7 separate regions of the Homo sapiens genome follow, and all the other regions are linked to region 6. The links are chromatin contacts, found by Hi-C or POLR2A ChIA-PET in ENCODE. All regions are on one chromosome and are shown on one strand. Each heading gives the region's core, a stretch centred on a gene start or an enhancer-like site at or near the end of the contact. The rest is flanking DNA. Distances are from core to core; before and after follow the strand shown.

What was found. A loop is a pair of places that touch in the nucleus more often than their neighbours do. ChIA-PET counts read pairs that join two places held with the same protein, here RNA polymerase II (POLR2A). Pooled maps may share reads with other maps.
Region 1: a map of gastrocnemius medialis shows a loop between it and region 6 (7-fold over the local background). The contact joins the promoter of TRIM52-AS1 here to the promoter of CNOT6 in region 6. A Hi-C loop is called at or near these places in 3 of 168 maps with a recorded cell type or tissue (CD4-positive, alpha-beta T cell, gastrocnemius medialis and naive thymus-derived CD4-positive, alpha-beta T cell), 2 of 37 single-sample maps with no recorded cell type and 12 of 50 pooled maps. POLR2A ChIA-PET finds 5 or more read pairs at or near these places in 2 of 52 experiments (BJ and activated CD4-positive, alpha-beta T cell).
Region 2: a map of CD4-positive, alpha-beta T cell shows a loop between it and region 6 (3-fold over the local background). The contact joins the enhancer-like site here to the promoter of CNOT6 in region 6. A Hi-C loop is called at or near these places in 1 of 168 maps with a recorded cell type or tissue (CD4-positive, alpha-beta T cell) and 9 of 50 pooled maps.
Region 3: a pooled map shows a loop between it and region 6 (2.8-fold over the local background). The contact joins the enhancer-like site here to the promoter of CNOT6 in region 6. A Hi-C loop is called at or near these places in 1 of 50 pooled maps. POLR2A ChIA-PET finds 5 or more read pairs at or near these places in 2 of 52 experiments (IMR-90 and activated CD4-positive, alpha-beta T cell).
Region 4: a map of endothelial cell of umbilical vein shows a loop between it and region 6 (3-fold over the local background). The contact joins the promoter of TRIM7-AS2 here to the promoter of CNOT6 in region 6. A Hi-C loop is called at or near these places in 1 of 168 maps with a recorded cell type or tissue (endothelial cell of umbilical vein), 1 of 37 single-sample maps with no recorded cell type and 16 of 50 pooled maps. POLR2A ChIA-PET finds 5 or more read pairs at or near these places in 1 of 52 experiments (MCF 10A).
Region 5: a map of naive thymus-derived CD4-positive, alpha-beta T cell shows a loop between it and region 6 (10-fold over the local background). The contact joins the promoter of HNRNPH1 here to the promoter of CNOT6 in region 6. A Hi-C loop is called at or near these places in 1 of 168 maps with a recorded cell type or tissue (naive thymus-derived CD4-positive, alpha-beta T cell), 1 of 37 single-sample maps with no recorded cell type and 7 of 50 pooled maps. POLR2A ChIA-PET finds 5 or more read pairs at or near these places in 3 of 52 experiments (AG04449, H1 and activated CD4-positive, alpha-beta T cell).
Region 7: a map of CD14-positive monocyte shows a loop between it and region 6 (7-fold over the local background). The contact joins the promoter of RACK1 here to the promoter of CNOT6 in region 6. A Hi-C loop is called at or near these places in 3 of 168 maps with a recorded cell type or tissue (CD14-positive monocyte, CD4-positive, alpha-beta T cell and ascending aorta) and 10 of 50 pooled maps.

The regions. Positions count from the first base shown.
Region 1 is chr5:181,259,590-181,262,859 of GRCh38, reverse strand. TRIM52-AS1 (TRIM52 antisense RNA 1) reads right to left here and starts at 1,648. Exons shown (of 3, transcript NR_102762.1): 1 at 1,476-1,648. TRIM52 (tripartite motif containing 52) reads left to right here and starts at 1,717. Exons shown (of 2, transcript NM_001346048.2): 1 at 1,717-2,859. The coding sequence starts at 2,047. RefSeq lists silencers at 1,087-1,336, 1,447-1,596 and enhancers at 1,737-1,786, 1,967-2,016.
Region 2 is chr5:181,158,815-181,161,654 of GRCh38, reverse strand. OR2V2 (olfactory receptor family 2 subfamily V member 2) reads right to left here. Exons shown (of 2, transcript NM_206880.2): 2 at 2,370-2,840. Among named protein-coding and RNA genes, the nearest start is that of TRV-AAC1-2, 3.9 kb to the left of the region's middle. RefSeq lists a silencer at 1-28 and enhancers at 1-58, 229-518, 1,093-1,272, 693-1,448, 1,449-2,205. Within about 2 kb of position 1,559, at least 21 of the 41 ENCODE cell types and tissues checked have a DNase peak (open chromatin) inside an H3K27ac peak, as active enhancers do; they include CD4-positive, alpha-beta T cell, where a contact is called at or near this core.
Region 3 is chr5:179,969,552-179,972,438 of GRCh38, reverse strand. It overlaps RNF130 (ring finger protein 130), which reads left to right. Exons shown (of 9, transcript NM_018434.6): 6 at 1,933-2,029. Among named protein-coding and RNA genes, the nearest start is that of MIR340, 44 kb to the left of the region's middle. Within about 2 kb of position 1,263, at least 11 of the 41 ENCODE cell types and tissues checked have a DNase peak (open chromatin) inside an H3K27ac peak, as active enhancers do.
Region 4 is chr5:181,190,268-181,193,313 of GRCh38, reverse strand. TRIM7-AS2 (TRIM7 antisense RNA 2) reads right to left here and starts at 1,424. Exons shown (of 2, transcript NR_183285.1): 1 at 1,174-1,424. LINC01962 (long intergenic non-protein coding RNA 1962) reads left to right here and starts at 1,406. Exons shown (of 2, transcript NR_108031.1): 1 at 1,406-1,572; 2 at 1,969-2,268. TRT-TGT6-1 (tRNA-Thr (anticodon TGT) 6-1) reads left to right here and starts at 1,556; the gene lies at 1,556-1,627. RefSeq lists silencers at 1,078-1,417, 1,598-1,677, 2,298-2,427 and an enhancer at 1,438-1,617.
Region 5 is chr5:179,622,252-179,625,363 of GRCh38, reverse strand. HNRNPH1 (heterogeneous nuclear ribonucleoprotein H1) reads left to right here and starts at 1,693. Exons shown (of 14, transcript NM_001257293.2): 1 at 1,693-1,769; 2 at 2,200-2,327. The coding sequence starts at 2,231. All of the region lies in intron 4 of LOC128966623 (a long non-coding RNA gene), which reads right to left. RefSeq lists enhancers at 82-866, 867-1,652, 1,402-1,696, 1,752-1,921.
Region 6 is chr5:180,492,783-180,495,790 of GRCh38, reverse strand. CNOT6 (CCR4-NOT transcription complex subunit 6) reads right to left here and starts at 1,412. Exons shown (of 12, transcript NM_001370472.1): 1 at 1,028-1,412. RefSeq lists silencers at 643-902, 933-1,032, 1,203-1,342, 1,473-1,672.
Region 7 is chr5:181,242,165-181,245,196 of GRCh38, reverse strand. It overlaps RACK1 (receptor for activated C kinase 1), which reads left to right and starts at 1,291. Exons shown (of 8, transcript NM_006098.5): 1 at 1,291-1,505; 2 at 2,852-3,023. The coding sequence starts at 1,397. SNORD95 (small nucleolar RNA, C/D box 95) reads left to right here and starts at 1,821; the gene lies at 1,821-1,883. RefSeq lists enhancers at 1,047-1,116, 1,197-1,336, 1,437-1,496.

The sequences.
Region 1 (3,270 bases), core at 399-2,898, 770 kb before region 6:
GGGGGCTACAGGAGTCTAAAAGGGAGGGGACACAATTTCCCCAAATCTCCAATGTTGAGGAGTTCTGCCTACACTCCTTGCCCCAGGATGCCCCCAGCACCAAGGCCAAGAGGGTGTCTTGGCCCTCAGCACTGGGGTAGAACATCTGTACACAGAACCAGGCCACAGGAGAAGGCATACACAGAGCCCATGAGCACCAGCCCCTCTGAGCTGCGTCCAGCCCCCATCTCCATCCTCTGTTCTCTGGGACTACAAATCCAGGCCTGACCTGGTTCTATCCCTACCTGCAGAGACAGAAGACAGAAGGAGACAACCCCTGAGAAGCCTTTCCCCAGGGCCTGATTCCCCCTCCCACTGTAAGATCTCTCAGCCCGCACTTTGGGAGGCCGAGGTGGGCGGATCACGAGGTCAGGAAATCGAGACCATCCTGGCTAACAGGGTGAAACCCCGTTTCTACTAAAAATACAAAAAAAAAAAAATTAGCCGGGCGTGGTGGCGGGCGCCTGTAGTCCCAGCTACTCGGGAGGCTGAGGCAGGAGAGTGGCGTGAACCTGGGAGGCGGAGCTTGCAGTGAGCCGAGATCGCGCCACTGCACTGCATCCTGGGCAACAGCCAGACTCCATCTCAAAAAAAAAAAAAAAAAAAAAAACCTCTCAGCCCTGGATCAGGTCCCCTCTCCAGGAAAGGTGACAGAGTGGAGTCTAAATGACACTGCCCTAGGGCCCCGCTGGGGTGGAAAACAGACCCAGACAGCGCCCCCAGCCCTCCCTCCCCAGGGAGGAGTGAAGGGCATAACAGACAGCGGAGGACACCGGGACAGGAAGGAGGGGCCAGCCGCTCTCAAACTAAGTCTAAACCACGGCGGTGAGGAAGTGTGGTCCCAAATCCAGCCCCCTCCCGGCCGAGCTCACAGAGCTCAGGGCTGGAACTCGGAACCCTGGCCCGACGCAGGCGGCAGCACCGAAGGGAACTTGAGCCCCGGCCCCCTCAGGGGACCCACGACCGGGGCGCAGCTTTGCTGGCAGACGCCGCAATACTGCGCAGCCGCGGCCCCGCAAGCAGAAACAGGGCTGGGTCTGAGGCCTACGTGGAGCTGGGGCCCGACGGCTCACGGAAGGCAGCGGGGGGCACTGGGCGCCCCGGATCCGAGCCTCCCGGGCGGCAGGCCCTCCCAGCTGTGCGGCGCCCGGATCCCCACAAAGGCACCCCAAGCGCGGACGGCGGGACGGGCGACAGCACCAGGGTGGTGTCCCAGGCTTCCCCACCGCCGCGGACCAACTCGGCCCCGGCCCGGGCGGGGCTTCCGGAGAGATTTATCCCCCTTCCCTCTAACCTTCCTGGGGCTCCGGCTCAGGCTGGACAACGGCTCGGAGACCCAGTCCCCCTCAAGTGTTGACCCCCCCACCATCTAGAACCAGCCAACCCACCAAACCACCTCTCCCAAGCCGGGCCTCTTCCCGGCGTCCGCCGCTGACCTGATCAGAGCCGCTCTGCCGGCCCGAGGGAGCTGAGAAGGGGCTTGGGAATGGGGTCTTGAGGAGGGGCTGGCCGGAATGTGCAGCACTAGCCCAGCTGGAGCGGGCGGCGCGGGCGCGCCTGTCCCCCAGCCCACCCAACTCCCGGCCCGCGCGGCCCCCGGCACACCATAGAGACGTGGTCCTCCGCCGGCCTAGAGCGTCTCTCCAGAGCGTGTGCAGGAGCGAGACGTCATTTTGCGTCGCCTCGGGCAGGGTAGCCAGCGGCTGCATCTGAGGCGGACGCCGCAGTGTAGGGCACACCCTGAGGGTAGCGAGAGACGTGACAGGACCGAGCAGCTGGGGGCTGCAGCCTGCTCTGTCCCCACCGATCCCAGAGAGAGGCTGTGAGTCTGGATCTGGGCGTTCGCACCCTGAGAGAGGGGGTCAAAGCTCCCCTGCGGCCCCGAGGAAGAAGAGCAAGGTTGAGGACAGCCTCGGGTCACCAGAGTAGTTTGGAGGCAGGCCTGCAGGCGCGTCCCCGCTCCTCAGCTCCAAGCTGACGTATCTACACCTGCCGGCGGGCATTAAGATGGCTGGTTATGCCACTACTCCCAGCCCCATGCAGACCCTTCAGGAGGAAGCGGTGTGTGCCATCTGCTTGGATTACTTCAAGGACCCCGTGTCCATCAGCTGTGGGCACAACTTCTGCCGAGGGTGTGTGACCCAGCTGTGGAGTAAGGAGGACGAGGAGGACCAGAACGAGGAGGAAGATGAATGGGAGGAGGAGGAGGACGAGGAAGCGGTGGGGGCCATGGATGGATGGGACGGCTCCATTCGAGAGGTGTTGTATCGGGGGAATGCTGACGAAGAGTTGTTCCAAGACCAAGATGACGATGAACTCTGGCTCGGTGACAGTGGTATAACTAATTGGGACAACGTAGACTATATGTGGGACGAGGAGGAAGAAGAAGAAGAGGAAGATCAGGACTATTACCTAGGAGGCTTGAGACCTGACCTGAGAATTGATGTCTACCGAGAAGAAGAAATACTGGAAGCATACGATGAGGACGAAGATGAAGAGCTGTATCCTGACATCCACCCGCCTCCTTCCTTGCCCCTTCCAGGGCAGTTCACCTGCCCCCAGTGCCGAAAGAGCTTTACACGTCGCAGCTTTCGTCCCAACTTGCAGCTGGCCAACATGGTCCAGATAATTCGCCAGATGTGCCCCACTCCTTATCGGGGAAACCGGAGTAATGATCAGGGCATGTGCTTTAAACACCAGGAAGCCCTGAAACTCTTCTGTGAGGTGGACAAAGAGGCCATCTGTGTGGTGTGCCGAGAATCCAGGAGCCACAAACAGCACAGCGTGCTGCCTTTGGAGGAGGTGGTGCAGGAGTACCAGGTGAGAGAAATGAGGGAATGTGGGGGGATGAAGGGAGTGGAAAGGTAACTAGGAGAGCTGAGGAATGAGTAGCATTCCTTTCCCACCTCCTCAGGTACTTAGTTGCTAAACTTCTCTTTATTTGATGAGGGAGACACGGTGGAGAGAGATGGTCATATGGGTAAAAAAGGAGACACAAAACCATGAAGATTGGGGCAGATTGGCTTCCCCAGAGGAAGCTGAACAGATAATATGACGGTCACTGGAAGCGGACCACTACTGCTAATACTGGCAGTCTACCTAAGTGTAAGGGACGTGAGTAACAGATACCCAGTACTTCATTTCTCCCTAATGTGAGTCCTTGACCAATTCCCTGGGACAGGTACAGATAGGAATAGAAAGCCACAGTACTTGGAGATAATAGACATTTGG
Region 2 (2,840 bases), core at 310-2,809, 670 kb before region 6:
GTGGGCCTCCCCCTCTGCTGTAGTCTCTGGAGGGAGGAGTGGGTGAGGAGGTTCCTAATCTGGGTCCTATCTGGAACCTCTTTCCTCCTGACTCTAGGTCCTGAGTTTAAGACACCGGTTTTCCCCTCTCAGCAGGGGCCAACTGGACTCCTGCATTCATTTCCGCTCAGGATTGGTCTGCACAAGGCCCTTCTTTAGCCTTTAAACTTATCCATGCCTTTAGGCTCATTTATCTGTTCCCTGCTATGCACACACTCAGTCATCCCCACCCCCATGTCTGCTGTGTGAGCAGGGCTGTGCTTGCCAGGGCACCTGGGTCTGTGAGGCTGCGGGCGCCTCTAGATCATCAATCTCGGCCTCGTCTCCTTTTTCCCCACTGGAATCTCTCGGCTCATCCACATGGCTGCCCATCCCCAATGACGATGCTCGTCCTGGCCCCACCCCCAATGACGATGCTCGTCCTGGCCCCACCCCCAGTGACGATGCTCGTCCTGGCCCCACCCCCAACGACGATGCTCGTCCTGGCCCCACCCCCAACGACGATGCTCGTCCTGGCCCCACCCCCAACGACGATGCTCGTCCTGGCCCCACCCCCAACGACGATGCTCGTCCTGGCCCCACCCCCAACGACGATGCTCGTCCTGGCCCCACCCCCAACGACGATGCTCGTCCTGGCCCCACCCCCAACGACGATGCTCGTCCTGGCCCCACCCCCAACGACGATGCTCGTCCTGGCCCCACCCCCAACGACGATGCTCGTCCTGGCCCCACCCCCAACGACGATGCTCGTCCTGGCCCCACCCCCAGTGACGATGCTCGTCCTGGCCCCACCCCCAGTGACGATGCTCGTCCTGGCCCCACCCCCAGTGACGATGCTCGTCCTGGCCCCACCCCCAGTGACGATGCTCGTCCTGGCCCCACCCCCAGTGACGATGCTCGTCCTGGCCCCACCCCCAATGACGATGCACGACCTGGCCCCAGCCCTGGGGGTTTCTTGGGGACATCCTAGGTGTGATCTCACTGGGTCTGGGCTGCCTCTCCTCACTGCCTCCTAGGAAGCCCCACCGCCTGCTCACTCTTCAGTCATCAGGCTCTGGCTGCGTCGCCCACACTTTCGGAACCAGCCTCTCCCCTCACCGCCCGGGGCCCTTCCTTCGCCTCCTGAAACAGCCTCCCCGGCCCTGCACCTAGTGTGGGTTTGGGCAAAGCCCCTGCATCCTTCTGAGCTCAGGGCCTGCCACAGGCCAAAGCCTTGGCCACCCCCGACGCTGCCCCCTGCTCCCTGCATTTCTGTGCTGGAGGGGCTGTGAGCGTGCGCTACCATGGCCAGGGTGCTATTATTTCACTCTGCCATGTGTGGAGTGTGGGGTGTCACCCTCGGGTGTCAGCTCAGGACCACACAGGCCCTGGGACAGGGATGATGGGAGCACGGTTGCCAGCTCCAGGGAGGCCCAGACCTGCCTGCCTGGGTCACCCTCATGTACGTCCCAGTCTGTTAGTGACCACAGTGGGTCTTCGGGAGACAGGCAGACCTCCCACACCCCTGAAAGTTGGGCCTGGGGGATGGCTGTGGGTTAGAGAGGAGGGCCTCGCCCACAGGGACCTCGGGCCATGGGCACTTCCCCGCTGCAGCCTCTGCCCTGCAGCACCCCCTGGCTCTGGGTGTGGCTTTTGAGGTCCCCACAATCACACCCATCCTCTGCCTGCAGGTGTTCCCCACCACCCTCCCATGAGCCCCTTCCCTGCACCTCCCCCAGGCCGTCCTCAGCGGGGCCTCTGCTGATCTTCTCCGCAGTCAGTAGGAGCTCCCACGGGGTCCTCCTGGGCCGACCTGTGCTGCCGCCACGCACCTCACTCTCTTTACTGTTGCCAGCCCCCTGCAGTCCATACTGTTATTATCCCCATGTGACAGATGAGGACACCGAGGCACAGAGAGGCTGGCAGCCTTGCCAAGGGCAGCAGGAGGGAGGCTGGAATAGTCTGGACCCCACTCCGCTCTCTTTTTCACCTACACTAGATCTGTCTGTATGGCCACATCCCTGGCTATTTCAGCCCAATACGATGGCACAGGTCACTTAAATAAAAAAGAAAACAAACCAATAAACAAACATAAGCGCCTGCACCTGCCCCATGCTGTCTGTGCTTTCTCCTCTGGTTGGGATCGTGGCTCTCTGCTGCCCTCCTGTGGCCGTTGGTTTTCCTGGGTGGGGAAGGGTGCTGGCCTCATTCACAACAGCAGATACTCATTCCTCCAGGGTCAGGCTATGGGGCTCAACGTGATCAGGACAGATCTGAGCCCCGTGGTTATGGAGATGCCAGCTTAGCTTTCATACGTGACACAAACACATACACAGTCTTTCCAAATGGAGGTGTAGAGCAATTTTTAAATTTAAAATTCATGTTTTATTTTTAATTGTTCTAGAGATGGGGTTTCGCTATGTTGCCCAGGCTGGTCTCAAACTCCTGGGCTCAAGTGATCCTCCTGCCTTGGCTTCCCAAAGTGCTGGGATTACAGACATGAGAAACCCTGTCCAGCTGAAATGGAACATTTCTAATCTGTAGAGATAGGATCTCTCTGAGTTGCCCTGGCTGGGGTGCAGTGACACTGCAGCGTCAGACTCCCGGGCTCAAGTGATCCTCCCACCTTGGCCTCCCCATTATCAGCTGGGATTATAGGAATGAGCCACCATGCCTGGCTTCAAGCAATTTTTTATATTCACACACACACACAAAACATTGACCTAACTGATTGCAATGAAGATTTGTCACATCTATGCCCCAAAATCACCCAATAAAATGAACAGACAACTTGATGGGAAAGGATTTGGTAAGGTAGTTGG
Region 3 (2,887 bases), core at 14-2,513, 520 kb after region 6:
AAGTCCCATCGTCCACCCTGTGTAGGCCTGACCTGCAGCACCTTCCCGGCCACCCCACCCTAGCGCTAACCCAGTGCATAGGTCCGTACTCCTCCTGAAAATGTATGCAAGGTACTAGGCATTTGCGTCCCCGTGACTTTTCAGAGGGAGGTTCTGTAACTTCTATCAGATCTAAGGGAGTTTGTATGCCCCAAAAGGGTTAAGCCTGTTGTGGTCTTTGTTGGTCAGTAGCCAGCATTAGTGCACTTGACCCCTGCTGGAAAGTCCAGCTGGCCCTGGGGACACCCTGGAGTAAGGAACCACTCCACACACAGAGGCTACGAGTAACAAGACATAACGCCTTAGGTGTACTGAATGTATCTGGGGCTTACCTATGGATTGGTGGGTTTCCAGCCCTTAAGTAAAAGCTTTAAGGTTTAAATAAATGCCTTCAGGGGTGATGGTTCTGGTTATTTCATTGTCTGTGAATTTAAGACTAGATTGATAAATTCATTCTTCAAGATCTTTACTCTTGTCCCCAAAGAAGTGAGTATAAGGCCATCAAACAGTGATAGGCAGACGTGTGTGTATATTGTTCAGGCCAAAGTTGTAAGCATGAATGTTTGTTCCAGATCCCAGTAGAAACTGAGTTCTCTAGACCTCTTTTTATAAATCAAAACTGCATTTTTAAACAGCTGTAAATAACATTAACTTAGAAATTGACAATCAAAGTTGTAAAGGTATATACCATGATTCAATTTGGCATCTTACTTAAAAATTTCTTTTATCTTGGCCGGGTGTGGTGGCTCACGCCTGTCATCCCAGCACTTTGGGAGGCCGAGGCGGGCGGATCACGAGGTCAGGAGATGGAAACCATCCTGGCTAACATGGTGAAACCCCGTCTCTACTAAAAATACAAAAAATTGGCTGGGCGTGGTGGCGGGCTGCTGTAGTCCCAGCTGCTTGTGAGGCTAAGGCAGGAGAATGGTGTGAACCCGGGAGGCGGAGCTTGCAGTGAGCAGAGATTGCACGACTGCACTTCAGCCTGGGCGACAGAGCAAGACTCCGTCTCAAAAACAAACAAACAAAAATTTCTTTTATCTTATCCCAAACTCAGATTAGTGTTTCTTCCAAAGCTGCCCTGAACGTCTGTCCTGGCACCCACCTTCTCCCTGTTTGGCCAGGACTCTAGAGCTTCAGAAGGCTGCTGGGCCGGGTGCTAGAGCTTGAGAAGTAATTTCTGCAGCTCTTCCGGAGGGCACAAGTTCCTTTTTTTAAGAATGCAAAACCCTGTATGACTGACTTATTTCCAGTCACAAGACTGTGACTTTCTACTTGCCTGAATAAGAGAGAAAATCTCCCATCCTCCCCCGTTAACATTTCAGCTGAAAATTGCTGAGTGTTACTTGAATCTAGGCACAGTTTACCCCTTAAAATAGTTTCAGCTTCCCTGTAGCTTTTATAAACATTCAACATAAGTTGCTTAGAAGTTTTTAAAAATGATGTTTTAAATGACATTCAATCAGGGTGCCAAAAAACTAATCACTATACAGAGAACTCTTCACTTAGCCATGATTTAGTATCTTTTTGAAACTCCATTTTTCTATGTTAGCTATTGTAGAAAGCATAACTGGTTTATAAGGTGTGATTATTTTCATTCTTAATAAATTTTCTAAGTTTCCATTAGTCCTTTTTGGAATTTGGTAAAATAAAAGGCCCAAACAACCAAATCCTACTTAGCAGTTCTTACACGGTGTTGTACATATGAGGTTGGGCTCAGGAGATTTTCTGCAAGTTATATTTTAATAAATTCCCAATATTTGTCTCTTGGGGCTTAAAATATGTCCTGAAAGGGGGAAAAGAAAACTTAACTAAAAATTCCCTTTCTTTCCATTTTGGCCTAATAAGTTTCTTGGTATGTAACTTGTGACATAATTCTCCATTATTTTATAGGCATGTTTTCCACAAATCCTGCGTGGATCCCTGGCTTAGTGAACATTGTACCTGTCCTATGTGCAAACTTAATATATTGAAGGCCCTGGGAATTGTGGTACGTTTCCTATTTTATTTGTTACCACTTTTGTATATTATTATATGTATGTGTAATACAATATAACATAATTGGCATAATAGGAGGCATGACTAAGACACAGAAGAAAACACTGGCTATATTTGCCATGTAACCATGTAAGCCCAACAGGACCTTTTTACCAGATTACTAAGAAGTCTAATCCATCTCAGAGAACTCCTGGAAGAGAAGGTAAATAACTCTACTAGGCCTTTTTTTTTCTTTTTTTAAATTTAAGAGACAAGGATTCACTCTGTGGCCCAAGCTGGAGTGTAGTGGTGCAATCATAGCTTACTGTAACCTCGAACTCCTGGGTTCAAGCAGTCCTCCCACCTCGCCTTCTGAGTAGCTGGGACTACAGGCATACACCGCCATGCCTGGCTAACTTTTTTGTTTTTTTGAGAGGGAGTTTTGCTCTTGTTGCCCAAGCTGGAGTACAATGGCACGATCTTGGCTCACTGCAACCTCCGCCTCCCAGGTTCAAGCGATTCTCCTGCCTCAGCCTTCTGAGTAGCTGGGATTGCAGGTGCCCGTCACCACCCCTGGCTAATTTTTTGTATTTTTAGTAGAGACAGGGTTTCACCATGTTGTCCAGGCTGGTCTCCAACTCCTGACCTCAGGTGATCCACCCGCCTCTGCCTCCCAAAGTGCTGGGGTTACAGGCGTGAGCCACCGTGCCTGGCCACTTTTTTATGTTTTGAAGAGACAAGATGTTCAGGCGGGTCTCAACTCCTGGCCTCAAGTGATCCTCCTGCCTCAGCCTCCCAAAGTGCTGGGATTATAGGCGTGAGTCACCACACCTGGCATGGTCCACTTTTAAAAGGGTGCTTCTGTTGGTCG
Region 4 (3,046 bases), core at 175-2,674, 700 kb before region 6:
TATGTCCTGCTCATACATGGAGAGCAGCTCTAAAACCGGGTAGCCAATTCAGGCATTTGAATACCACTGATTTCCACAAGGAAAACCGATCTCTAACATTAATTTCCTAACTGAATCACCTATTGTTACCGTTAAGCCTTAATGTTATCTGGCTTGTATGGCTTTTTGATTAAGTATCATAATTCCCTTTGTACCATCCAACAAATGTGCTGGGCATCACAACACACATTACAGGTCCCAGAAAGTACCATGTCTGGTGAAGGTGTCACATGAGGGTCAGGTCTGGGGACTGGGAGTAGCTGTCCGCATGTTTATTTTCCGTTTTTGTGTCCATGAGTGCAATCGTGTGTCTATCAGAGTGTGTGTGTTTGCAGAGTGACTACATATATAGCTATGTATCTTAAGAAATGTAACAACAGTTACTGTAACAATTGCATAGAGAAGGGAACAGATGTTCTTTCTTGCTAACCAGGGCAGTACAGTAACTTGGATGTCAGGATGCTGGTGTCCTCGAGGGCATGTGTGTGCATTTCCCTCTCCTAGACTCTGGGCATCATAAACTCTAGGGACCTCTGGGTCTGTGAGAACAACTGGCCTAACTTGGGCCCTTCTTATTCAACCCATCAGTCCTAGCTGCTGACCCATAAGCGCAGGCCTCTGCCGCCAGACCCTCACAGGGACCCTCAGCATCCAGAATGGGGGGCACCTAGAGGCCCACCTCTGGCCTGGCCGCCCAGTGACCCAAGTCACCCGGCATTGCAGGGAGCACAGGGCAGGCTAGGCCACCAGACCAAGGTCCACCTCCTACACCCACCACTTTCTGTCCTTTGCCAGGCTGAGCCCTCATCCTTTTCCCCTCTCCTCCGGCCCGTGGGCCCTTTAAGGGCCCTGACAGAACATGTCAGGGTGTACCCTAAAAGCTGCCTTTTCCTACTTCATCCAAATGTGAGACGGGGCTGGCACCCACCCGCAACCTCGCCTGGACCCTTCCCACCCCAGCGCCTCCAAACACCTGGCCCTCCTGATTCCCCGCCTCCCCCGCCACACTCCCGCTGGGCCTCCACCTCCTGATGACCCCACTGTTCCCCCACCGCCCAGCTCGCCCCAGGTCCCGCCCTAACCTCTCGGATCTGGACTCCCTGCAGGACGGGCGCACTGACACCCTTCCCTGACCTTTCCATAGCCTTGACCTGGATCCCCGCTTCCTCACGCACAGCAAGACGCAAAACGTGCTCCCCAATCCTGCGCACGCCCTTCCCTGGCCCCCGCCCCGCCCAAGGCCCGGGGCGGTCCTCACAGCTCGGAGCTCGGCGGTGCCGCCCCGCCCCGACAGCTCCCGCCCGCGCGCGCGCCCAACGACGGCACTGTCTTCGCGGAGCCCTCTGCCGGGACTAACGGCCGTTCCGTGCCACGGACGCACGGGCAAGATGGCTGCGGCCGTGGGAGGAGCTTGGGTCCAGCAGCCACAGAACTCGGCCGAGGGTTCAGCGGACTGCGGCTGCGCGGCGCCGGCGACAGCGTCAACTGCTTTTGTGTCAAAAGGAAACCAACAGCCGGCTCCATAGCTCAGGGGTTAGAGCACTGGTCTTGTAAACCAGGGTCGCGAGTTCAAATCTCGCTGGGGCCTGCTTCCGTCTTTTCCTATTCTTTCCTTAAAGATAGAAAAGTGGAAGATAGGCAAGCCTACTTCCGCCTTCCTGGGAGGCCAGAGCCTGGCGGAGTCACTTTCTTTTTGCCTCTAAGATACCCACCGCGCAAGGCTACTTTCCTACCACTTCCTTATCTCTTGAAGAGTCAGACCCACTGCGGGCTTCCTTTTCCATCACGGGTTCCCTGGGCCCCGCGCGCCCTCTCCCCACGACCCCGCTCACTTCCTTCTGCGCGCTCCCCGGGAGCGTCTTTCCGCTTCTCTCCGGTCTTCCCACTCCAGCTAGGGACTCGCCCTCGTGTCTCCTTCCCTCTCTCCAGGGGGAGACGATGGCACTACCGCGCCCCTTCCCGCCATGCGTTTGTTTGCGGCGTTCCCCGACGCGCGCGCTGAGGCTCTGGTCTGCGGCTCTGCGCTTGGCGGCTGCGCGCCCTCGGCCTTCGGGTCCCCGCCGCCTCCGTGCTGCAAGGTCTGATTTCTTCCTGTGGAGTTAACACGGAAAAGCGCAGACGGCCACATTCATGACCCGGGAGTAACGGCTCTACCTGTCACATTCGCTTTCAGCCTAAAACAAAATTTTAGTTTATTTTAGACAAAATATATAACTAAGGTATGCTGGCCTTCTGACTGATTTATTCTTGCTGTTAACGGAAGTGTAGAAAGTGAGCCCAAGTCCTCAGTGAACAGTGGGGGCGCTGCCCAGGTGCAGGACTGGCCCCCTGGGGGTCTCGGGACGGCTCCCGCCTCCGTCTTCCCCGCACCGCGCACTTTGGAGGCCTGGGCACAGGTGGAGGCGGCGCTGGGTCCCGCCGTACACTCCCCTGTCGCAGGCGCCCTCTCTCCAGCCGGAGGGAACCTCAAAAAAGCTCTGAGCGAGTCCCCGTCCCAGGTGGGGCCGCGGCTTATACCGGGACCACTCCAGGGTAGCTCAAGGTTCGAAAACGGAATCCCTGTCCGGTGAACCAGAGAAGAGAAAATCGCTCGGGGCCACCTGGGTAGAGACCGGAGGGGTGACTGCCTTGACTGGGAGGCGTGGAGGAGCGAGCGGGGTCTGCGGCTCCGGCCGGGAGGTATGCGCTTCCCTCTCTCACCCATGCCTGCTCCGGTCCAAAGAGCCGAGACCGTGGGTCAAGACCGGGATGGATTCGCTCGGGAGAGGCCAGGAGCCTGCCAGCACGTTCGGGCACTAGCGCTCCCGGGGCTCCTCGGACTCGTGGACCCCGAAACGCCTGCCCCACAGGAAGATCACCCCACTGTAGAAGTCGGGTCACGGGGACCAGTGGCGAGCTACCTGACGGCTTAACTACAGATACCCTCCCGACGAAAGCCGTGGACTCCCAGGGTGCGTGCGTCTGCTTGTGTGTGGGGGTGTTGGCAGGCGGTCCCCATAATCATCGA
Region 5 (3,112 bases), core at 444-2,943, 870 kb after region 6:
TGTGCATGCATAGATAATTTTTGTATCTTTAGTAGAGATGGGGTTTCACCATGTTGGCCAAGCTGGTCTGAAACTCCTGATCTCAAGTGATCTGCCTGCCTCGGCCTCCCAAAATGCTGGTATTACACGAGTGAGCCACCGCACCTGGCCGGACTCTCTTCTTGATTACCTCAGCCAAAGTGCCTTCTGAAATGGTACCACAGGTGTGTGCTTCTAGTTCAGTTTGTAGTAGAGGGCCTGGTATGTACCGTCATTCACCCTGCCTGCTCCATCTGCATCCCCCTCACATCCAGCAAGAGTTTTCCTTTACACAGGGTTTACGGCTCCCCTGCTGATCACCTGCCAAAGCCTTCTCTCGGAGATAACACCCTTGCCAAGGCCTAAGTGGCCTTTGAAGATCAGGCCCTGCTTAGCTCTGGGCTCCTGTCTTTCTTTTGATGTCCTCTCTACTTTTTCTCAAACCTGTCAAAACTGGATTCGGACTCTGTGGCACTGGGGTTGGAAACATGCTTTGTCCGCATCTTCCCAGGGTGGCACTCAGGCTTGCACTAGCTAAGGTAGCTCTGCGGCAGGGTCCAGCACTACCTTATTGTTAATTTGTGTATTGTCTGTGTCCACTAAAGCTGGGGTGAGGAAGGCAGCCAAATCAGACATGGGGAGGCCTGGGAGGCTACGGCATCTTAGGTTTTGGGCAGTGCTGCTAGAAACCACGAACATTAGTCATCTCGCAGCATGTGTGCACATGGGGTGACCCGGGGGCCTCCTCGAATGCAGCGTCTACGCCTGGTGAATGGACGCACTCTTACCAATTCTGCTCTGGGAGATGCAGCGGTAACCTACCGAGCGCAGAGGCCGGCGCGCACCCGTGGAGCCCGCGCTCGCGATCCCTCCTCGTGCCAGGGCCCCAGGGCAGTCAAGGCCTGCCGACCGTTAGGCGGGTCAAGGGGTACACAGGGTGCGAATTCGTTAGGCAAAAGCTGGGTACAGGCGCGAGCCACAGGCACGGAAACCTCGCGCCGACCGGGGCCCTAGGCCCGACGACGGCAGGTAAGGGGAAGTGGAGGCACACAGGGCTGGGACGTGCCCCAGGCACCATACGGGTGGCTTCGGGCGCGGGACGTCCGCAGCCCCGCAGCTCCCAGGACGTTCGACAATCTGCAGCTGACCAGCTTCGGCCGGTTTGGGGATAAAGGGAAGACAGGCGGCGCGGGGAGTGGGAACGCCTGAAGGCCGCGCCCCTCCTTTCAGGTCGGCCAGGAGCGCGCCGGTAAGAGCCTGGGGGCAAGGGGTAGAAAGACGCCCACCTCATCACAACCCAGAGCTCGGGACTCCTATACAGTCCCATAGGGAACAGGCGGCCGCCATTCCCCTCCCCCACGCTGGCGGGTAAGGCTAGAGAACGGTTTCAAGGAAGACGCATGCGCATGAAATAATTATAAACCGCTAGGACTCCGAAGTTCAATATTCGCGGGAAGGCGCAGGCGCAACAAAAAGCCCGGCGGGTTTATGGGTGGGGGTGCTGAGCCCAAAACCCAAGCGTGTAATAATCCGCCGGCGGGAGGTGGGCTGGCTCTTGAAATTACGCATGCGCCAGAGCTCTTTGTGACGCAACGGGGCGGTGCGGGCAGCTGGCTGCGCGTGCGCAGAACTCGCACAAGGGACCTTATTTAGGTTGCGCAGGCGCCCGCTGGCCATTTCGTCTTAGCCACGCAGAAGTCGCGTGTCTAGGTGAGTCGCGGTGGGTCCTCGCTTGCAGTTCAGCGACCACGGTGGGTACCGTTTTTGCGAGGATTGTTTGTCCCCATATCTCTGGGAGGGCCACGGGGACCTTGGCGAGCTGCAGGCTGCCGTCGAGAGCCGCGAGTGGTTCGCTGAATCTCGGCACCGCCGCTGAGGCCTGCAGGCCGCGCCGACTCTATTGTGTGAGAAGTCGGAGGAGGCGGAGCGGAAGCGGCCGCCGCCATTTCCTTTCCTCTACGCTGGCTCTCGGCCCGGGCCCCCACGGTTCGGGGCGCCGACAGCTGTTGCTCAGGACAGCTTTGGGGGTCCGGTCGCCGGACGAGGAGGTGTTGGAGTCGCCGGGGTGGGTGCATCCGCCCGGTTTTTGCTCCGTGGGGGGGCGGTGCGGGCCCGGGCGCGCCTCGGAGGCGAAGGACAGCTTAATTGGCGCTCTCAGTTCTGGTCCTCCCCGCTTTGCAGTTTGTTTCGACGCCGGACCGCGTAAGAGACGATGATGTTGGGCACGGAAGGTGGAGAGGGATTCGTGGTGAAGGTCCGGGGCTTGCCCTGGTCTTGCTCGGCCGATGAAGTGCAGAGGTTTTTTTCTGGTGAGTTAGAACTAGGACGCGGGAGTTCGAGTTCGAGGCCGGGGCGGGCGGGCTGGCGGGCGGCCGGGCTGGGGCGGGGCGGGGCGGGGCGGGCCGGGCCGGGCCGGGCCGGGTGGGACCCGGGGCGCCCCCTGGCGAGGCGCGGGCGACTACACTCACCGCTGTGCTGCTCGCGCCCGGCGGCCCGCTGTTACGCAATGGAAATTTCGAAAGCCCCGCCCGTCCTCCTGGCCCTTGGGGGAGTGCGGCAGGTTTGGCAGACTTTGTTTTCTTTACCTATCTTTGAACACCAGCTTTTCTTTTATGGGTGTCTTTTTTTCTTTTTCTTTTGAGTTGGAGTCTCTGTCACCCAAGCTGGAGTGCAGTGGCGCGTTCTCGGCTCACTGCAACCTCCGCCTCCTGGGTTCAAGCGATTCTCCTGCCTCAGTCTCCCGAGTGTCTGGGACTAGAGGCGCGCACCGCCACGCCCGGCTAATTTTTGTATTTTTAGTAGAGACGGGGTTTCACTATTTTGGCCAGGCTGGTCTCGAACATCTGACCTCAAGTGATCCGCCCACCTCGGTTTCCCAAAATGCTGGGATTACAGGCGTGAGCCACCGCGCCTGGCCCGGGTGTCTTTTTTCGAAAGGATAAATTGGCATAGGTGGGATTTCCTCCTCAATCTTGAGAAAATGGCCGAGTGATTAGACAAATAATAGTAATGTTTTGCAATATCTTGAAGTGTAACCTCTTGTTTCCAGTTTTGGTGTTTTCTTAAAAAGGAGCATTCTTCGGAAAGTTAAAAT
Region 6 (3,008 bases), core at 163-2,662:
GTATATTGTAAAAAATACAAAGTGCTACTACACACCATTTTATTTTTCAGTTATTCATATTCACTCTCTTCCTCTTCAAAGTTAAATTCCCAGATACAAGTAGGCAAGAAGATTCAGCACTAACAATGAGACAATCCACCTGGAAAACAGGTAAGTATGGGAACTCAAATTGAAGCAGATTATCTAAAACACATCAGCTTACACAGTAACAACAAATCCAAAGAGCTCGAGCGAGATGACCATTCACAACGCTGTCAATGGCAACAACAGTTAAAAACAGAAGGCCACAGGTGTTGGTTAGCAGGCTCTTCGGGGAAGGTGAAGGAGGTAAAGAATCAAAGGAAGTTTCCAAAGAAAATAGCGATTAGTGCTGAAAAACAAAAAGGAGGGATGCAATTTGGGTTACCAGAGAAAACTGCTTGTAGAAACCAGTACAATCTCCGAATCCTTCGCAATACTATAAAATAAGCATCCTCATTGCATGCCAAGTGCTTCTTTAACCTGTAATCCACCCCGTCCTCTCCCTCAAAATCTGCGTTAAACTGAATTTTAAAAACATTTTAGGGGAGGGGGTAAGCAGTTGGTTTCCCGCTTGACAGTAATTGTGGCCACGGAGCGCGAAGCTCCACACTCCACACAGCGCGCCACCCACAGAGGCGCTTCTCAAAAGTTGCCACCCATCTTGGCCACGAGTCCCGGGACACGGACTCGCCTCCTCCGACGACGGCAGCCGGGACCGGCCGGGATCCGGGAGCCCAGCGCCGACCCTCTCCCCTCTGCGCGCCGCCGCCGCCGCCGTCAATCAACGCCCCCCTCCCAGGGACTCGGCCCGGGGGCGCGGCCCGGGGCGGGGCGCGATCGCGGCGCGTCGAAGGGGCCCCCAACAGCCGCCAGCTTGCGGAGCAGCGGGACCGCCGCCCACGAAACGAAAGTTGCCCGCGACCGAGCCCGGCCGACGGGGGGCGGTCCGTGCGCGGCCGGAGAGAGGAGCGGCGCCCCGACCGGGCCTCCGGCCTGCCTCGCTCACCTCTCGGGGTGCGCCGCCTTCCTCCGCCGCTGCCGCCTCCTCCTCCCTGTGAGTGCAGCGGGGTCTGCCCTGTGGAACCACCATACCAGTCCCGCCCGCTGCTGCAGCGCCGCCACCGCCGCCGCTCCTCTGCCGCCTTAGTCGCTGCTCTTTGTTCCCCCTCCGAGAGCCACTGCTTCGGCTGCCCGCCTCAGCCGCCCCGACGGGCCGCCACTACGCCCTCCCGCCCTCTCGGCCCCCGGCCTCGCCCTCCTCGCTGCGCCCGCCGCTGCCTTCGCCTCCGCGCCGCCGTCGCCGCCGCCACCGACGCCGCCGCCTCCTCCTCCGCGCCCCCCTCGTTTTCATTGAAAGCAAACAAGCATCATGGCGGCGGCCGCCGTCCCTCAGCCAGCGAGCGCCCGGACCGCCGCCGGCGCTCCAACATCCTGGCCGCTCATTGGGCGCCGTCGCCGGGCACAACCATCCGCCCTTCGGTGCGGGGGTCGCTCCCGGCACGCAGCTGCCCAGGCCCCGCCCCCTTACCCCCGCGCTGGAGAGCGGTGGACCGGCCCGGCGCGCTGCGGGCCCTGCCTCCCTGCCTGCCGCCCTCCATCCCTTCCTCTCCGTCCATCCTTCGTCTCCTTCTGTTCCCGCTCTCCTCGCTCCTTTCCTGCCTTGGCACTTCTGTTTTCTCCTCTCCTTAGCGCTCCTCCATTTTTCATCTACTTCTTTTTCCGCCCCAGGTTGTCCACTTTTTTTTTGTTTTTTGAGACGGTGTCTTGCTCTTTCACCCAGGCCAGAGTGCAGTGGGGCGATCTTGGCTCACTGCAAGCTCCGCCTCCCGGGTTCACACCATTCTCCTGCCTCAGCCTCCCGAGTAGCTGGGACTACAGGCGCCCGCCACCGCGCCCGGCTCATTTTTTGTATTTTTAGTAGAGACGGGGTTTCACCGTGTTAGCCAGGATGGTCTCCATCTCCTGACCTCGTGATCCGCCCACCTCCGCCTCCCAAAGTGCTGGGATGGCAGGCGTGAGCCACCGCGCCCGGCTGGGTTGTCCACTTTTATCTCCTCTTTTCCTTGATCGTCCTCCCCTTTTTTTCTCCTCTTCCTTTTCCTTAAGCCTTCGCCTGTCAATCACGTCGAAACACAGTATTTGACCGGAGCCAGTATCTTGATCTGCCTAAAGACAAGACATTCAATCGTGAACAGTCGAATATTATTCCTTCCTCAATTATACAAAGAAGAGTAAGTTAACATACCACTTCAGCCTATTAATGGTAATTCATTCCATTACATTAATGGACAGTTTTGGTGCTGGGGTCCTAGCCTGGGTAACGGACAGCAGCTGCTGTGCTCCAAGATCAAAAGGTGTTCAGGGCAAACTCTGGTGTTTGAAGGTCAGCAGAGAAATGACTGGGCTGATTCATGATGCTTACATCAAGAAATATTAGTTGACTGATGGTCAGGGCACAGAGATGAATCAGACCCCACCCAGCCCTGAGTAAGCTCACAGTCTAGGGGCAAGAATAACACCCAACAGACTTAATATTGGAGGTATATTGGTCGGGCGCGGTGGCTCACGCCTGTAATCCCAGCACTTTGGGAGGCCGAGGGGGGCAGATCACCTGAGGTCCGGAGTTGGAAAACAGCCTGACCAACATGGCGAAACTTCGTCCCTACTAAAAGTACAAAAAATTAGCCAGGTCTGGTGGCTTGCACCTGTAATCCCAGCTACTCGGGAGGCTGAGGCAGGCAGGAGAATCATTTGAACCTGGGAGGCGGAGGTTGTAGTAAGCGGAGATCGCACCATTGCACTCAGGCCTGGGCAGCAAGAGCGAAACCCTGTCTCAAAAAAAAAAAAAAAATTTGAGCTATATGTTGAAGGCGTGAAGGAAAAGGAAAGCTGCCTGCCCACCTATGTGGCAAACTAGGATAGGCTGCTAACTGCTTCCTGGAAAATCAACCCTGAAGAAATGAGAGTGAGACAGGTTCCAGGAACTA
Region 7 (3,032 bases), core at 42-2,541, 750 kb before region 6:
ATCCTGATCTGTGCCCCTGTTTAAAACTACTTGAATAGACATGGTGCCAACACTGTCTCTTATAGTCAGAGATGGGTGAGAATGGGAGCCATTACTTATTTAAATTCCTGCGGTCGAGCGGAAGGCAGAAGGACAGTTAGGTATCCGTGTTCCACCGCTTCCCTGTCTGGGCACGTCCTTCAGGGCACAGTTGGACCCCCAGACCCCTGGGCTTTTGTGTACGCTGGCTGGGCCCAGAGAGAGCTTTCCACTAGATGTCCCCAGAAGTCAGAACCTTAAGGTCCTCCTTTGGGCATTTCCGTTTCTGCGAGAGCTTCCCGTGTTCTGGCCTAGGCAGGAACGGATTGGCAGTCTAGCAACACACAGGGCAATTTTTACTTTATTATTTTATTGTATGTATGTATTTATTTATTTGAGTCGGAGTCTCGCTCTGCTGCCCAGGCTGGAGTGCAGTGGCGCGATCTCGGTTCACTGCAACCTCCGCCTCTCAGGTTCAAGGGATTCTCCTGCCTCAGCCTCCCGAGTAACTGGGATTACAGGCACCCCCCACCACGCCTGGCTAATTTTAATTTTTTTTATTTATTTATTTGGAAAGAGGTTGCATCATGTTGGCCAGGCTAGTCTTGAACTCCTGACCTTAAGTGATCCACCCGCCTCGGCCTCTCAAAGTGGTAGGATTACAGGCATGAGCCACCGCGCCCGGGAAAAAGAGACCAATTCTTAGTTCATCCAGAGTAACCCTCTCCTGCCTTAGTCCAGCCTGGACTAAGTCCTTCCGGAGTTGGTGTGCATCAGAACAAAAACCTCGTGAGGGGAGAACACCCTCCGGAAGCACAGTTTTAAAGTTTATTTTTAACATTTTAATACTCTACTTTTTAAATTGCCCATCGTTACCCACGATAGTGAAATGAAAATTAAGCTCCCCTGGGGTTGCCCCGTCAACCCTCCCCGCACCAAGTGGAACAGGCGGAGCTCGAGCTATGCCACATAGGGGCGGGGAAGCAGCCCGGCGGTCCTCATGGGAATGTGCCGTACACTTCACCTCTTTCGCTTCTCGCTCTACATCATCCCTGAGAAGCCTTTTTAAACACTTGAATGTGCTTGTTTCAGAGTGTATTTGTAAAGTGCAGTCAGATTTTGTTGTACGGAAGACGGGACTGTGATGCCTTGCAATTTCCCTCTGCCTTTTGCATTACATGGCGCCGCCATCTTGAGCAGAAATGTATCATGGGGCTCGCCATTTTGCATGGTCGAGCGGGTATTTCCGGTTCCGGCGGGGGGCTTTTCTCTCTCTCTTTCACTGCAAGGCGGCGGCAGGAGAGGTTGTGGTGCTAGTTTCTCTAAGCCATCCAGTGCCATCCTCGTCGCTGCAGCGACACACGCTCTCGCCGCCGCCATGACTGAGCAGATGACCCTTCGTGGCACCCTCAAGGGCCACAACGGCTGGGTAACCCAGATCGCTACTACCCCGCAGTTCCCGGACATGATCCTCTCCGCCTCTCGAGGTACGGACTAAGGTAGATTTCAGGACCCGAGATTGCAGGGCTGGGGGATTCCGCGTGTCGTGTAGGGAATTCCGCGTGTGGTGTGGCAGGCCGGTGGCGCGCGAGTTGGCGGGGACTGACAGACTTCTCTGCCCCATTGTGAATTGGGGCGTGCGGACCCGAGCCTAGGCCTCAACCCGGGCGAACCACATTGCAGATGAGAACCTACGTGTACATCAGCTCGCAGCTGCTAGGAGGGTTGGAGAGTTGGAAACTTTTAAAATATCTTTTGCCTTCTCCTTCGTAGTGTGGCCGGGGGCCTACGGGCCGGGCGGGGCGGTGATGACCCCAACATGCCATCTGAGTGTCGGTGCTGAAATCCAGAGGCTGTTTCTGAGCTGCCGCCCGGCCCAAGGCTCGTGGGGAGGCAGGTGGACTCCAGAGGACCTCGTGGCTCAAGTGTCGGCCTACTTTTTCTGCCCCTGGTTCTCCCCGTCCCTATCCCTGTGTTCCTGACTGCGTTTAGACGCTTCTTGTGCTTCCGCTTTGCTGCTACACTGTTAAGAATTGTCTGACTTTTGAATCATGTCTGGCTGTTAATCGTAAAATTTGTTGAGTGGGACAGGTTTCAGTAAAAGCATCCAATCCTGTAGCGCCTGAAGTGGCTTTTCCAGCATTCATTACTACATTTCTGTCGGCCCTCAGAGGTAGGCATAGGAGGCCCCAGCTACTCTACAGCCACAAACTGCTGTGCATTTGGTTGCAGAGAAGACACAAAGTGGCTGTTGAGTTCGTCTGAGTTTCAGGAAAGGGTGTCTGTATTTCTGGCACCTAAATTAAGTTCTCAGGATACAGGCTGGGCGCGGTGGCTCACGCCTATAATCCCAGCACTTTGGAAGGCAGAGGCGAGTGGATCACTTGAGATCAGGAGTTAGAGACTAGCCTGGCCAATGGTGAAACCGCATCTCTAGTTAAAAAATTAGCCAGACGTGCTGGCAGGTGCCAGCTGGCCAAGTAATCCCAGCTACTTGGGAGGCTGAGGCGGGAGAATTGCTTGAACACGGGAGGTGGAGTTTGGAGTGAGCCGAGATCATGCCACTGCACTCCAGCCTGGGCGACAGAGCGAGACTCCATCTCAAGAAAAAAAAAAGTTATCAGGGTACAGTTTACCTCTACGTGCGTTTTTAGTCTGGAATAGAGCCACTCAGTCCTGGTCTGTAACTGCTCTTGTCTGTTGTTTCCATCCCTCCTTAAGCGTCCTTAGTTGTTGTTAACCCACTCATGACCTTGACACTTAGTGAATTATCCAGTGTGTTAAACGGGCTGCGGGTTCCTCACTGATTTTTCTTCTGTTTTACCTCCTTTAGATAAGACCATCATCATGTGGAAACTGACCAGGGATGAGACCAACTATGGAATTCCACAGCGTGCTCTGCGGGGTCACTCCCACTTTGTTAGTGATGTGGTTATCTCCTCAGATGGCCAGTTTGCCCTCTCAGGCTCCTGGGATGGAACCCTGCGCCTCTGGGATCTCACAACGCAAGTAGC